Linked DNA regions of Mus musculus: region 1 is linked to region 2. The links are chromatin loops, found by intact Hi-C in ENCODE. Cell type or tissue: left cerebral cortex. All regions are shown on one strand. Each heading gives the region's core, and the rest is flanking DNA. Links, peaks and the distances in the headings are about the cores only.

What was found. Hi-C counts contacts between places; a loop is a spot of excess contacts. Peaks named below come from ENCODE experiments on the same cell type or tissue, not always from the same donor. Only the 100,000 strongest peaks of a DNase experiment are listed, where the experiment ranks them.
Region 1: a loop joins it to region 2, with 2.0 times the contacts of the local background. A loop is called at or near these places in 2 of 42 quality-filtered maps.

Annotation. Positions count from the first base shown.
Region 1 is chr13:44,069,105-44,077,443 of GRCm38, reverse strand. No RefSeq gene overlaps it. Among named protein-coding and RNA genes, the nearest start is that of Gm33630, 27 kb to the left of the region's middle. In left cerebral cortex, for the core only: no CTCF peak of the experiment used is centred there; DNase peaks (open chromatin) are centred at 231, 3,096 and 4,085; H3K27ac peaks cover 1,613 bases.
Region 2 is chr13:43,931,922-43,940,260 of GRCm38, reverse strand. No RefSeq gene overlaps it. Among named protein-coding and RNA genes, the nearest start is that of Gm2233, 13 kb to the left of the region's middle. In left cerebral cortex, for the core only: no CTCF peak of the experiment used is centred there; DNase peaks (open chromatin) are centred at 668, 1,366, 4,707, 6,889 and 1 more place.

The DNA of each region.
Region 1 (8,339 bases), core at 205-8,204, 140 kb before region 2:
TCTTCAGACACGTCATGTGCACACAGACACGCACACATGTGCCTGCAATGATGGGCCCTCCGTCCCTCCCTCGCCCTGATGGCTCTTGCAGACGGCATGTAATAATAATTTTATATCTGACGCTGGCTGTTATTCCGTTCCTTCTAGTTCTAACTATTATTTTACATTTGCAGAAGCTCATTATGACTCATTGGGCAGCCAAAGAAACATAATGAGTCCACGATGATTATGCATGGCACTTGCTCCACAAATAGATATTAAACAGCTCATGAAATCTATAAATGTCCTTACTATCCTGGGTGTGTTATAAAGCTTTGAATCGATAATTCAGGCGAGCTTTTCATGCTCCAGAATGTAGCTTTTTAACTTTTTCTTCGTAGAAATGCTAGTTATTCACATACAGGGATGGGGGGAAGACTATAAGGAGTGGGGAGGAAAGAGAAATGGAGGAAAAGAAAGAAAACAAATTTGAAAGATACAGCTCTTCTTTCACACAGCTGGCTGCCAGTTGCCCACACAAGAGATAACCAATAGTACACACAAGTCATAAACTCAAAAGGGATTTGGTGAGTGTGCAAACAAATTATATGTCTGCAGTAGGGACTGGATTGGATGTGGCCACTGGTGTGGGTGATAGGCTTTCCTGATGGTTTACTCTGAGCCTGCACTGAGTATGGGTCCGTTTGCTATTTCTCCAAAAGCAAGATGATGCTGACATTATCCTCACAGATGGTAACACCACCTTCATCCATCAGAGAAAATCAACGCGCTTGCTGAATGGCGGCAAAAGGCCAATGATCAGAAGATGTTCGTGAGGGTTCTTGACTAAGAAAGAGTGATTGGATTTGACTGCTCCTTTATGGTTTATTCTGGTAAATGAATGATTTTTACCAACTACCGATTTGCCGAACCCAAATGACTGGGTATGATCTAGGCTGACATCTGTCCTGGGTCTTCATCAGATTCCCTGTTCTCTTCAGTTCCCATAACCCTCACTTACTGTTCCTTCACCTGCACCAAATTCCTTCACCTACGCCCTGCTCTTAGTCATGGGAAGAGCTTGTCAGTCAATCTCCTGGCCTCCAGTTCTGCTCTCTTCCACACTGAACACCAGCATAATGTTTGGAAAGCCATTCCTGGTGATGTGGCTTCTAAGTACTTATCAGTGAATTCCTTTGGCTTGAGAATAGAATACACATTCATTTGCATATAGATCATTTATGGTCTCCTATGTGACTCTCCTCCAGCCTCATCATCCCACCCCACTTCTCATCGGGCCCTCCTTCCAGTCTCCTTGAATGTTTGCATCTTCCATGTCTCTGGGCTTCTGGCTCGCTCCCTGAAAGCATTTGCCCATCTGATCCTGCATGAGATGGCTACATACAACTATTTCAAGACTTCTCATTTCCTCTGGCAGTTTTTCTGATCTAACTGTTCTGCTCATCATCTTCAGAGACACACAACTCAAAGGTGAGACCCATGCCTTGATTAGGTCAATAGAAAATAGAAGACACCCTCTGCTCAGTCCAGATCTGAGGATGGTTCATCCACAGGACCATATTTTGAAATTATGAAAGGATACAGGATCAGACATAGAAACTTGAGGCCAGAAGACACACCAAAACTGTCACAAGGCCAAGGACAGGAAAAAAAAAAGAAAGAAAGAAAAGAAAGAAAGAATGAATGTGTTCAATATACTCATTGAGATTTGATTGCATTATTCTCCCAGTAAAAGAAATAATGGGTTCCCTGATGGGGACTGAGACTGATAAATTAATGACACAAACACAGAGATTTTTATTTGATGCTTTCTTTCTCCCTCCCCTCCCCTTCCTTCCCCTCTCTCCTTCTCCCTCTCCCTCCCTCTCTCTCTCTGGAAACAGGTACAGGAATCTTCACAGAGAAGAAATGAAGATCAAAAGCACTGAATAGGGTTGACGCAGTACATATCACCTCAGCAAAGGGTAGTCAACTGTGGGGATATGACAGCACAGAAGCAAAAGGCCTTGGAGCTCTGGCAGTAAATTGTGGATACACAACTAGGAGTCAGATAGAGGAAACACTTATAAAAGATAAGGAGGAGTGCTCTAGTCTTATTTGCAAGAATTCATCTGGGCATCAGATACTTGTTTCTAGAGATCAGAATATCCCCTCCTCTTACAGGGAAGGCATCTTTCTTACCAGAAATTGACTCAGTACTTTAGAGAGGAAGAGGTAGGTCAGACAGCCTTGTGCACATCTACTGTTGCTCAAGGGCTTTCAGCTCAGAATAACCAAATAGACCAGTGGGAGGTGCATTTGAAGTAGCAGGTCCTGATTCATAGGAAAAGGGTCAAGAGTGGATCTGGAGGGTAAAGCACCCATCTGTGCTACGGCTCTGTAGTCACACATGCCCTGCAGAATTCTAGCAGCTTAGACCCTTCACTCCTATGTTGGTCTGCTCTTGGAAGAAAAGTGAACCAGTCACCTCTTCCCCCGTGCCCTTTGAAGTGGCTACAATGGAACTATAGTCTCAACAAGTAGTTTCTAAAATGAAATAACAATATTTTCAATGTACAGAGTGACAGAATAGTTAAAGACCTCAGGGAGCGTTTAGTCTGCTCTTCTTGTTTCAGGGGTAGAAAAAGTAAAGACTAGAAGCAAATAAATGCCCTGTTCGAGGATTACAATTCCTAGCAGCAGGCACAGGACTAGATCTGACTTTCCATGATTCCCTGTCTCCCTCTCTTCCTCTACCATTTAATTTTTATCACACCATCTCGAGTTATTCCTTGGAAGGAAAGTTTCCCATAAAACCAAGAACCGTATGTTTTGGCAACAAAAAAGAGACAGCAAGAAGAAGAAGAAGAAAAAAAAGAGGCTGGATATGCCTGCTTTGATTCCTCTGCCAAAAGCAATTTCTGAGTTCTCAGGATAACAGCACTTGTAAGCCCAGCAAAGTGCCACAGATCGGAGCCACGCAACGAAGTGTGGAGCCCAGGAATAACGTCATCATACAAACTACCTCTGGAGCTGGGCTGTGAGGCTGCTTTCGCTTTAACATCCTATTAGCTTGTTATCTTTAGCTTTTAAAGTCTTTCCTGGTTCCAAACCTACAGGCAGTGATGGTGAGTAGGAGGGAGGTTGAGTAAGATGTTCCTTAGTTGGGAGGCATAGCTGTTGGTGCCTTCCCCCTCAGTGATTCAGTCGTTGGCTGCTGTTGGTGTCGCTGCTGCCACTGCTGCTGCCACCGCTGTTATTTTCTTCTAGGGCAATGCTTCCGAAATGAATGCACAGTGGTAGCAAAAGTCATACAGTGTACTTAGCACAATAGATTCAGCCCTGTGTTTGTTTACCTGCCCTTACTAAATCACACTCTTGAAATCATCCTATATGCCTTTTGTCTGGATAACCTCAGATCTCGTTCAAGTGTCTACTGCATTGGGGGGCCGTTCCAAAGAATAGGGGAGATACTGGGTGGTCTTGAAAATGTGTTCAGTGGTGCAGCGCTAGAGGACTGAAGCTGGTATTGCTCTGAGCACTCACAAGTCCCCTTCATTTCACCGACAGAGAATGGTTCTCCCACTACCGAGTGGCTGGTGTAATAACCTGAGAAGATGATGTGCTTGCTGCCCCATGTGAATGGTGGGCATAGCTCAGATTTCCACGTGAGCTTTAGAGGCGACAAGACACCTATGAGTAGATGGATATCCCCACCAATAAAACGAAGGCTGTGAATTATAATGCTCTTGCTATCCAGGCCTCTAATGGGTATGAAGCCAATCCTCGAAACTCCTGCTAGAAAGGATCAAGAGGGACTATTTCTGTAGGTTCAGGATCTGTGTCGACTTAGGATCACAGGCAACTTTGCTGCCAAAAGAAACCCAGCACTGCATATTTTAGTTCCTCAGAGGACACGCAATGTTGGAAAAATCATTTTCCATCTTGCATCACAAAAAAGCCAAAGGAAAATCAGGAGAACTGTCACACTCTGTGAATAACTTTGCTACGTATAAGACAGGATTGTGTGCTGTGTGAGTGTATGCATGCGCACTCCATTCTTTTGGGAGGCACAAGGGAGAATTCCCATAGATGGGGGAGTGTGTGAGTCAGGGGATGTGGGAGAAGGCACGTGAGATCGTGGGATTACACTTAATTAGTTAAAATGTGTGCTTTATAAAAACCATTTTGCCAAAAATGAGCTTTGTGGGAAGGAGAAGGCAGCAGGGACGAGGCTGCGTGGGGGAGAGGGAGGACTGAGACGTGCCAAGAGCGAGGGAAGGCTTACTTGTTGTTGAATGTTGAATCCCACTGACGAGTGTGCCATGAGCCAATTCAGGGAAATTTGAATGCAAATTGAGAGAGTGCAAAACTACTGGGCCCTGATATTATGTAGAGACATTGTGTGTGTGTGTGTGTGTGTGTGCGTGTGTGTGTGTGTGTGTGTGTGTGTGTGTGTGTGTGCCCTATTTTTATAAGAACTCTGAACATTCCCCAGTGACTTAAAGTTTGGGAAATCCTTGCTTGTCTCCCTTTCCCATGTCCTGTCTTTCTATAACACAATAGTGGTGACATATCCCCTGGTCCTTTTCTTCTCGTGGGCCCTTGTGACTTTACCAAGTGAAGGCACAGAGTTCTTTCCTCTTGAGGATGCTATATCTTAGAAGAAAGAAGAGACCAGATTCTCACTAGACCATGAACATATTGACACCCTGTCTTTGGACTTTACAGGTTTTAGAATAATAAGAAATTATATCTTCTGTTATTTATAACTTCCCAAGTCTCAAGTATTCTATTATACTGGCTAGGATGGCACTAGCTACTGTAACAGCCTCCAACCTTCAGTGGCTCCGTGGATTTTGGAAAACAGACTAGACTGCTCCTTGCATCATGTGCCTGTGCCGTTCTCCTAGGGACTGGAAGTCCTTGGAGTCTACACTAGAATGTGAGATAGAGGGTGAAGAAGGGGACCATGCCTCTTCATAGCTTAAAACTCAGAGGTTACAGATATGAATTCCACGTGTACCCTCTGAGCCTGCCCCAGATGCTTGGATGTTTGGGGAACAGAGTCTGATCGAGTCACAGAAATTAGTGATGAAGACAGATCCTAGCCAGAATATTTTGCTACATAAGCAAGAGCTTGCAGTTTGAACAACAGAAATGGCTATACTCTACTACTGCCCACTTAGAGCAACCGCTCTTGACAATAAGGGGAAAAAATGACTAGACATCTTTTTCCATTGACCATAATGCTTTCTCCAGAGACAACAAAGGCAAAGCCCTAATATAGCATTTCTGTGAAATTTTTTAAATAAATGAAGTTAAGGATTCTGTGGGTTTCATTTTCCTTCTGTGTCCTCTGAGTTTGCCCTGCTCCTTCTCCACACCTGACACCCACTCCACCCTGGAAGCCCACTCTACTTCAGACACCAGCCTGTCCTCCCCACTGTTCCCTCTGGATTCATGATGTACATTCCTTTGCCATACGAATCTCCTTTCTCACACACATGTGTTTTAAAAGCCTTGCTTTTTATCAAAGGGTTTGAAAATACTCCCAAAACAATGGGGAGACATCTTTCTTTTTAGAAATCTCCAGACAGGCAGAACCATCAGTCATCTTCAGGACATCCCTGACTTTGGCAATAACACTAGGAACCAACACCTTTCCCTTCTCCCTGCTTGTAAATCAAAGGGCATGGGAGATAACTCATTCTTGATGGTGCAGAAGCTGAGATGAAGCAAACTTCAGTAGAGCCTTGACTCAGGTTTCACAGCTAGTTTATGAAGAATGACACTAAGAACCCAGGCATCTTGACTTCCTACGCCATTTTTTTTTCAGTTCTGATAAACAATCCTAAAAGCACTTGGGCTTAGGTATCAACACCAGTAGGCACTCCAAACGATAGGACATACACTTCTGTGGACATGCTCATGTGTGTGCAAGCATGATGAAATCTGTTATCAGCCCTGTCATCTTCTCTCACCCCACCCCCACCCCAGATCTTTTCTTAAAATAGGACTGATCATTTTAGGTGTCCACAATATTTTCACTAGGGCATAGTATTTGGTGCCTAATTAGTGCGGTTTCCCCCTTATATAAAAGCTACATGTGACCTAAAGACAAACTTATCAACACATGTACATGATAACCAAAATCAGAAGACATAGATGCTGATGAGAGAAATCAAAGAAGATCTAAGAGAATTGAACACTGTATCACTTGCATGAATGAGATGTTTCTTGAGTGGGATGTTTCATGAATGGAATGGATCATTACAAGTCAAACCTATCTAAAGAGTTGATCTAAAGAGTCAATAAGATATAAACCCAAGACTAAGCTGTTTTGACGACATTGACAAGCTGATTCCAAAATGAATAGGGTCATGCCAACAGAGACATAGCTAAAGAAAAAAACTAAGAGGCCACCGTGTGCCCTTATAAAAGCGCATCAGGAACTGAGGAATTGCTTAGCAGCGGAATGTGTGCCTGAAACTCATAGGCCCCAGGTCTGAAACAAGCACACATTGCTAACAGAAATGATTATGGACTAGTCCATTGTAAGGACTGAAAGTCTGGAAACAGACTTACCCTGCATATGTGTATATCTGGTTTGACTTATTAAATTATGGTACCATGGCTAAAGGACAATGTTTTCAATAATGGAACTGGTTCAGTTTGATATCTCTATAGGAAAACATATCTTGACTTTAGCACTCTCTTTCTCTATAAATATTGACTCCAAATGTGGAGGAAAGATAATAAATACTCTAGAAGAGAATGTGGCATATGTTTTCTGAAGAGTCAGGTGTTAGACATCTTGGGTTTTATTGGACCATAGGATTGACTCACAGTTGACATAGACATTAGGTAAATGCATAAGCAAGGTTGTGTCTTATAAAGCAATTTTCTTATCAAAGTCACGGGTGGTAAAATGGATTTGGGCCACAGATTATAGCTTGCCAATCCCCATCCCAGAAGATGACACAGGAGAATACTTCTGTGGTTTTTGACTTGGTTTTTAATGGCAGCTGAGGTACTAGCTGTAAAAGTGCTCTACATTGGATCCCTGTAAGTCAGAGTAAAGGGGACAATCTACTGAGTGTACAAAGTTAATTGTAGCACATGGGACTTACATACAGGTGTGTGTGTGTGTGTGTGTGTTGCATGTGTTTGTATGCATGTTTTTGCATATGGGAATGGTCATACGGAAGCCTAAGGTTGAAGTCTGGAATCATCTTTTATCATCCTTTCACCTTATTTGTGGAGGCAGAGTCTCTCAGTCAACTCATAGCTAGCCAATATGGCTAGTCATGCTAGCACTTTGCTCCAGGGATTTCCCGTCTCTGCCCTTTGGAGTTCAGAATTATACGTGGGCTTCCATGGCCACCCTGCATTTATGAGGGTTTCTGGGAATTTTCCTTATGATTCTCATGATTACATAGCAAGGGCTTAACCATCTTCCCCAATCCTCACGCTCTGGGTCTTAGGATCTTCAGTCGGAAGTCTCCTACACCATGTAACTTGTGATCGAATTAATTTGTTATCCTTTTCTTTCTCCAATTGTTCTTCATTAGAGGAATGTTGGCCATGGTCCTTTATGATGGGGGAAAGGAGACCCCCTACTTTTCTATTTCTACAATAACAGCAAAACTAAACAAACTCCCATTAAATGCAAATACACCTGGAAGTTTCCAAATGTGATGTAATTTAAAGTAATTAGATCAAAATCATGCTTAAGGTATGACTCATGTATGCGTGCAAATGCAAGTAAAATTAAGCTCATGTTTTTGAGTGGACAGTGGTTATCCTCGGGGAAGAGGGAATGGGTTATAAATTGGAAGTGCCTTCTGAAGTGGGTTGCTTGGGTGTTGATGAAATTCTATTCTTTGACCTGAGTGGTCCTTCATTTTGTGATAGATCCTAGAGCCATATATGTTTTCTGAATGCATTTTTCTACACTACATGATATATCACTTAAAAGATTTTTAAGAATTCATTAAAGTTAAAAGAAAAAGTTCACTATCATGTCTTCCCTTTGTGCATTTTAAACCCAGAGCAGGAAAGACACAAAAGCTACAGAGATGTTGAAAAACAACCCCCAGTCTCTTTGGTCTGGCTCCAAGATCCAACTAGCCTGAATATACTCAACCTAAAACGTCACCCCTGTTATTGACCCCCCTCAGGAGAAAGATAGTTCTAGACAGCCCCAAAGAAAGCTGTCTCGGGATTATCAAGTCAAGAAGAGAAGCCTCAAGACTTTCTTTCCTGGCCCCATCTTCAGTGAAGTCTTGAAGGAAGTGGTTTTCTTCACAATACAGTGGTTCAGGTTTCTATCAGTCAGTTCAGACTCCTTCTTCTCT
Region 2 (8,339 bases), core at 134-8,133:
AGTTTCTGTTGAAGGATTGGTTGGTGTCACTGTTTTCTCTTAAGCTGTCTGCTGACTAGGGTGACCCGGGCACAGGGTGCCTAGGTTCTGACGCAGATTTGGAACCTACAGTCCGAAGCTCTTCAGGCATCCTCTTCTCCGTTACCATGGAACGGACAGAATAGCTTGGACTCTGAAGCAGAGTCACAAGAAGTGTGATTCATCCAGAGCAGCATCACCATGCAGAACAAGCAAATACAAAATCCTAAAAAAGAACAAAACCTTAGTAATATGCACTGCTCTGACTTAGTAAGCAGGGCATTTTGTGGCTACTCTGTTAAAAATTTGTTGGTCATTTTCACGACTTAGTTATTCTGTGTGCCTATTTCTTTTCCAGAGAAAGAACAAGGATACATTTACTTTAGCATTTTTTTTTCTCTTTACTGGGTGCTTTCCACATTGCTCCTGAAGCCCATTTCCACATACAGAATATATTTAAGGAGCTGTCTTCTGATTAAAGAGAAAAACATGTATGTAACTAATTTCCTATAGACTTTTAAAACACTTTGTTCATCTAGATGTGTGTATTTCTACTCTAATTGAAATTCCAAAATAGTCACTTTCTGAACTGTCAAAATTGTAAAGCTGTTGATGGGTGCAGCTCTGGGGTTTCCATGGTAACTACTTTCATTGCCTAGGAGATGCTGGTCTGCTGACGCTACTTGCTGAACTGGCTCAAATCTTGAAAAGTTGGCGCTACCCAGGAGTGTGCGAGCATGTCCTGAAAGTTTAGCAGGCTTTAATCTCTAATAGCTGACACCAAGCGTGGTTGTATCAGGTTTCCTCTGGCTGAGATAGCTCTGTCTGACCTGAAGTTCTTCACTCTGTTGAGGATAAGCTGTTTGACAATCATCTAATGTTAGCTACTAGGTCCTATTTGGACAGTGATCATTTATATGAATAATTCCCAAATTACATTACCTTGGTTACTAATAGGTGGCCAAAGATGACAGAATTTTAGTTTGTTCATGGGGCAGCAAGATGTTCCAAAGGCAAATGGTACACAGACCATTACACAAGTCTGTGAGCTCTCTCTCTCTCTCTCTCTCTCTCTCTCTCTCTCTCTCTCATTCAGGAAACTCCAATTTCTTCTAATTATATCCTGAGGATCATTTAAACAGGGCGGTCCATTTGAAAGCAGTCACTTTTAAAGCTATTTTGCACTAAATGAGTTTTCTTTTAGATGTGTTTGGCTGGCTCAAGAATCAATCACCACATGCAAATGTGCTGATAAATAAAGCCCTGGCTGCATCTTGGAGCTTCCTCAAAAACTGATGTGCGTGCTGTCTGCTGAAAACGGAACCCTTAAACACTCCTTAAACGTTTAAGTGTACGCCGCTGAATCCAAGGTGTCCATTTGATGTGTGTCAATTCATGAGGTACACAAAACAACAAGAGGAATGTGAGTCTTTCCCTCGCAAGTTAGCTGGTGAGGATGCCTGGGTGAGGCAGGGCTGCTGGGAAGTTGCTCCCCACGAGGAAATGGCTCCCCACACTTATGGTAAGGAGTCCTTTCAAAGTCACTAGCAGGTGAGTTGTGACTGGCTGTGAGCCAGTTATACCACATCTCTTTGGGATCTTTCTTTCCACTCTTAGTCTCCATTTCTAATGGAAGACAGACACCAGGAAAAGAGAAGGTCTCCAAGGTACGATTGACAACTTCACAGGCTTCTAAGCCAAAGCATGCACCAAACAGACGTGTTGACAGCTGACCCAGTTGTTACAATGTCTCAGCTCTTGGTCGGTTGTATCTTGCAATGACAATTTTCCTAAGTTGCCTTTGTGGTTTAGGGGACTGCCACATGTTCGTGACACATATTTTTTAATTATCTATAAACCTTGTTCTTTGTTTTCCTTTAGTGATTTGGAAGCTGCATATGTAGCTTCCATAATAATAAAATGATCATAGGCACACCGGCTACCCAGTTAGTGAGAGCGTGGGTACACGGGCTACCCAGTCAGTGACTTCCAGGTGTGGCGACATGGCTGCGTTCTCCATGGAAAATGGAAGTGTTGTAGATTGCTTCCAGACTTGGCGGAAAATATTACACAAGAGCTCCTCTGGGGGCCTTTCCCATCTTCCAGAGACATGGAATCCAGCAGAGCGCTAAAGAAGGCAGCATGGATCCCCAAGAAATGGCATCTGCTGATCTGCCCTGTTGGCCAACTTCTCACCTCTTGAATTTGAGAGTGCAAATATCTTCATTTAAAAAAATTGGCTTAAAAGTTTCTTGATAAATACTAGTACACATTTGGGTCTTTAGACATAAACTGTATTTTGTCCTAAATAACATAGGCATTGAAAGTGTGATTATAATTAGTACCAAGATGAGCTTTCATATGTAAATCCTTACCTAAATGTTTAGGAGGAAGTTTCTTTCTTTTAAAAGGGGATTATTTTAGTGTGTGTGTGTGTGTGTGTGTGTGTGTGTGTGTGTGTGTTGGTGACCAGTGGGCCAGAGATGTCAGAGTTACAGATGGTTGTGAGCTTCTTGATGAGAGTGTTGGGAACCAAAGGAAACATACACAGGTGACCAGAAAGAGCAGTTTGTGCTCATAACCGCTAAGCCATCTCTCTACCCTATAAAAGAGTTTCCCTATTTGGCAGTCTCTGAATTAGACTCACAAAAGAAGCAAGGCAGAGGGCTCAGAGCCTGTGACAGGAAGACATACAGAAGAAATGCTGATGAACCACTGTCCAAGTGAGTCGGGTCCATTGTTGTAGTTCTCAAGACAGGACATGTGCCTTTTGGTTCCTTTTTTAAATACTGAATTTAACCTTAACATTCTTCTGTATATAATAGAATTCTGCATACCTGAGATGTATCTGAGATTATTTTTGTGAGGTCTTGTCACCCAATACAAAATTCTCAGAGAGCTATCTGCAACATGTAAGAAACTGCTCTGCTCAGTTTATTGCTTGTTGGGATGCCATGAAGTGTTTGGCTCAGCCGGGAGACTCTTCAACTACAAGAAAGGGGACAGCCATCTCCAGTGGGCACTGTCAGGACTTGAAGCATCCAAGATGGTTTCTCTGTCTTTACTGTCTTGCTTAATGTAATTCCTGGGCATATAAACACCTAACTTGAACAGCCTAAAAACTTGGCCGCCTCTATCTATTTTCAGATTTGGACATAGGCATTAAAAAAAAAAAGAGTCATATTTAAGAGATGAGGGAGAGAGCCACCTCTTGACAGAGCAGGTTGTATTTACAAAGGAGAAAGGCACTGGCTGCGCATACAGTCTACCTACTACAGGGAATTGTAATATAACAAAGAATATTTCTGTTCTTTATCCCCAGTTCCTAGAACAGAGCTTCAAAAACTCTTGGATCTTTCAAAGTGACACATGTCTAATTCTTTTGTTGTTCATAACAAGGGCCCCTTTCTATCATAGCTGGGCATATGCTAATGAAATGACTCATTATACAGAGCTCTCAGACAGCATCCGGTAATCCCAGTCCCCCCCTCCCCAGACCCCCCACAGGGTTAGAACTTTGGAATTCCAGCCCCACCTCTCAATGTCCTGAGAGGGGAGAGAGACTGGAGATTGAATGCAATTCTAATCGCCTGTGATTAAATCAATTATGCCTATATAATGAAACCCCGATACAAATTCCCAGCACATGGAGGCTCAGGCAGGTTCCCAGCTGTGGCACATAGCCTTGTGCTGGAAAACATTCATGGAGTCTGTGAAGAGCTGGACACCAAGCCGCCAGTCCCAGACCTCACCTTGTGAAATTCTTCATCTGGGTTAGCATTTGCCTGCTCTGTAAGTAAGTAATAACAGCAAGAGGGCAGGAGAGATGGCTCTGTGGGTGAAAGTGCTTGCAATTCTGCCCCAAGACCCAAGTTTGATCCCCAGGAGAGACATAGTAGGAAGGAGAGGACTGGGACTGACTTGGTGTCTGGGACCTCCATGTGTGTGCCATGACACATGCACATATACACATGCACATAGATAGATAGATAGATAGATAGATAGATAGATAGATAGATAGATAGACAGACAGACAGACAGACAGACAGATAGATAGATAGATAGAAAAACGAACAGTAAGAATAGCTCTTTCTCAGGTTACAGGAGTCACCTAGTCAACTAGTCTCATGACTAGTTGAATTGTTGAGAGTTGGGGGGAATCCTCCAAAACTGTCATCATTTCAGACAAAGGTGTTATTTGGGATGTGACTGCTGAACTTGTGGGATGGAAGCTGGCTCTAGTTCACTGGCATCAGCCTGGACTTGTAGGATAACCAGTTGGTATCAGAGGACGCCTGTGGGAAGGCAACTCCCTATAACATCACCTAGAGGGCCCGAGTTCAGTGGCTCATGTATGCATGGCCCATGTGCCCCTTGCAAAGATATCATTTTCCTGTCGGTTAATGTTGGCATGTGCACTCATAATGAATAAGCAGCTAGAAGGTGTAGGCAAAGCACTTTATAAACTAAAGAACATAAAACAAGTATTAGCTAAAATTATGTACCAGACCCTGATGCATAGTCAAACATCTCAGAGCACGAGTACTCGGTGGCTAGAGCCTCAGCCACGTGCCAGCCAAGTGAGAGAAGTAATGAATGTAGATTCCCAAACTAAAGATAGAACTTTCGCTCTATGTGGCTTCCGTGTGCACTTCTGGAATCCTTTTTTTTTTTTCCCCCATTCAATCCCAGGCAAAAACTTGGCAAATGTCTCCTCATGAATCATCTTCCAGTGGCGCTTGCTATTCCACACCAGCAGAAGAATTATGTGAGGCCACAGTCTTGGCTGGCTTGCACTCAAAGAAAACACGCTATCCCAAAGTCCATGTGGTGTTTGAACTGGCTCTCAGCTCCTGCATCCAGTCGGCCCTTGAAGCAGAGTTAAGATGGGCTCCCATCTGAATGCTGTGGGGATGTTGGTTGAGACTCAGCAGAAGAGATGGTGCTGGCTAGCTGATGGCATAATATCCACCCCCCAGAATTTTGCCATGCCCATTCATGAAGTGGAACATGTGCCTGTCCCACTTCAAGCATTCAGCTATTGCCTTTTCAGGTCTACTGTGCACCAGAGGAAAGGAAGACAAAAACAGGGGCGATGTCACAGTCATCAAAGCAACACTGTGAAAGTATGGCATGTACAAGTGGTGTCCCCAAGGCCATGAGGATTAGAATGTGGAAAATGCCCATCAACTTAACTCAAGTACATATGGAGTCATTTTACCAACACAGAAGAGGAGCCAGGACACGCAGTCTCCAGCTTCAAGTCCTTAATGCACACATCAGAGTGCACACATCAGAGTGCACACATCAGAATGTACACATCAGAATGCACACACAATGATCATGTCACACTTTGCATGACTTCTATAAAGTTCGGACAAAGGAAAATTGAAGAACAGCTAATCAAAATGCCATCCACAGGCTGGGTTTGTTGGCACATAATTGTGAATCTCAGGATTCAGGAGGCCGCGGCAGGAAGCTCAGGAGACCCTGGGGCCAGCCTGGCCTACATAGCGCAGCACCATTTAAGCAACAACAATAATCACAACAACTAACTAAAGGCTCACGATCAGAGACAGGTGTGCGTAGAAATCATCTCCCGCTTTTTAAATGGCCCCATCTCTTCACACAGCTTCCCAAAAAAGGGAAGCTTCCAGGTCATTTGTCGCCATCACAAAACTTATGAAAGTGAGATGGGGTGGTGTACATTATTTTGGCCCACAGGCTTCAAGTGGAGTTGTATATTTCCCTAAGGGGACAAAAATAGAACATTTATTAAATGGCGAGTTATTCGAAAACCAGCACAGGCCCCAGTTGTCTTTCAAAGGCTCTGATTTACTGCGTACTTTTCCCTTGAGAAAGGCCTTTTGAAAATGTTCATTTCCATTTTAAGAGACTCCGGGTTCTGATCTGTTGGGAGGGTTCTCGCTCTTTCCCTGACTGGGGCAGAATTGGAGCCTTGCTCTCAGGGCCTGGATCTTTCCATGGCCTGTGCCGGGCATCTGAACATCAAGTCCTCCAAGTGTATTGTCACCCTAGTTAATCTGAAGGTCAGAACTGGTGTCCCTCTACCAGGTGACATCTTCATACCCCAGTAAAAAGCCTAGCACAGTAGCTAAGAGACAGAGGAGATGGGGTGTTCCAACACCCCAAAGCCTGTGCCTCAATGTTACTCCAAAATTTCATATTAAATGTAATCTCGTTGCTAAAGTAAACTGACAGTCATAGAAATCTTAGATGGTGCTTTGCATCAGAAAATATACCTATGTATTTTTACATTGTTTGGGTGACAGTGACACTCGTGGAGAGCCAGCTGGCTAGAGCTGGTGTGCTCTAGACAAGCTGAAAGACAAAGGTTGGCTCAAGCCACTTTTAATATCACACCTAGAGGGTGAGAAGATGCTCTTTAGGGAAACTGCTCTCATAGCAAGCACAGGGACTGGAGTTTGGGTCCCCAGCAGCATGTGAAAGCCTGGCACGGTAGCACTTGAACCCCAGAGCTGGGTGTAGAGACAAGGGCATCGTTAGAGCTCACAGGCCAGCCAGATGAGCCAAGAAGTGAGCTCCAGATTCAGCTCTCTCTCTCTCTCTCTCTCTCTCTCTCTCTCACACACACACACACACACACACACACACACAGAGAGACAGACACACACACAAACACTATATCAGGCCCACTGTCAGTGCTATATCACACACTCTACCAGTGCTGCTTCTACTCTGCACTGATCTTGCTTTGCCCTTAGAATGAGCTTGCAAGGCTTGCCTCTGCAGGGGCAAGTACAGGTCCCTGATAGGGACAAACCTAAGGCTGAGTTTCAGGCCCCACATGCCTTACAACTGTGGTAACAGATGACCTGACTTCCCACTTCAAGTCTTCTGTCCAGATGTCTCCACCCCACACCCTACACTCAAGGGGAAACACACACATGTGCGTGCACACAAAAGGCAACACACACACACACACACACACACACACACACACACCATTGTGGTTATATAAGGAGTCCTTTCCAGAAAATCATTTCCGTCTCCTCCCTGTCTCCTTTGCCTCCTCCCCTCCCTTCTTTCTCTTCTACAACATTAACATTTGCACAAACCAACCGAAGCTCCACCTCGTATGGCACAGGCCTGTGCCCTGACTGAGGTCACTGCCTCCAGGTGCCCGCCACTCAGCAATGTATCACTAGCTGTTCTATGGGAGCCCGAGTCACAGGCTAAGTGGTTGTTAGTGAAAACAGGATTAGGAGGAGAACAGGCCCAGAACGCCATTTATAGCCAGGCTGCCTCCACTCCTCACAGGTAAGTGGCGTGCCTGGCTTAAAAAGCCACAAGGCTCCCGTTCGCTGTAGCACGTTCCAAGTGTTGTCTAGTTCTGTGTTCAGTTAATTGTGATCTATAATCCATGTGCACTCGCAGCTCTGCAGGTGACAGGAAGCTGGCCTTAAACAAAAGGGGACAACTAGGATTTTTTCACTACTGACTTTCTATCTTAGGGAATAAAAGAAAGTGTGTGTGCCCCCTCCCCAGGAGGAAATGGTTCATTTTTACTTTATTATCTCATTGTTTTGTTTTGTTTTGATAGCTATATGCAATCAGTGGATAAGCGAGTGTTACAATCCTGGTCCATCTCTAATTAATAAGATCAATTGCTACTGTATTTTCTTTTACAAACTCATTTAGATATGTCAGGGCTGCAATGATTTTGAGAATGATCTGGCTTTGAGCTCATTCATCTTTCCTCTTCCTCACAGAGGAAATAAAACTGTCAGCGTGAGTGCCCTTTGAAGTCTGTTTCAGATCCTTGATTGAAAATGAAAAACGAAGCTCTCGAGCCTCGCATCATTTACAGGGTTAAAAGTCCTGTTCTCTATTGGGGTGTGTGTGTGTGTGTGTGTGTGTGTGTGTGAGAGAGAGAGAGAGAGAGAGAGAGAGAGAGAGAGAGAGAGAATGTCTGTGAAAGTGTCTCTGTGTGTCAGTCTGTGTATGTGTATGTGTGTGAGAGTGTGTGTGTTTCTATGTGGATGTATGTATGTGTTGAGTATTTGTATAAGAGTGTGTGTGTTTTTGTGTGTATGTATGTGTGTGGCTATGTGTGTGTATGCATATGAGAGTGTGTATGTTTCTGTCTGTGTGTGTGAATTTGTATGAGCATGTATGTGTGTGTGTCTATGTGTATGTTGGTGTGTGAGTGTGTATGTCTCTGTGTGTGAGTGTATATGTATGTACGTATATGGTATATGTGCCTATGCATGTGTCTGTGTGTATATGTGTGTGTGTGTGTGTGTGTGTGTGTGTGTGAGAGAGAGAGAGAGAGAGAG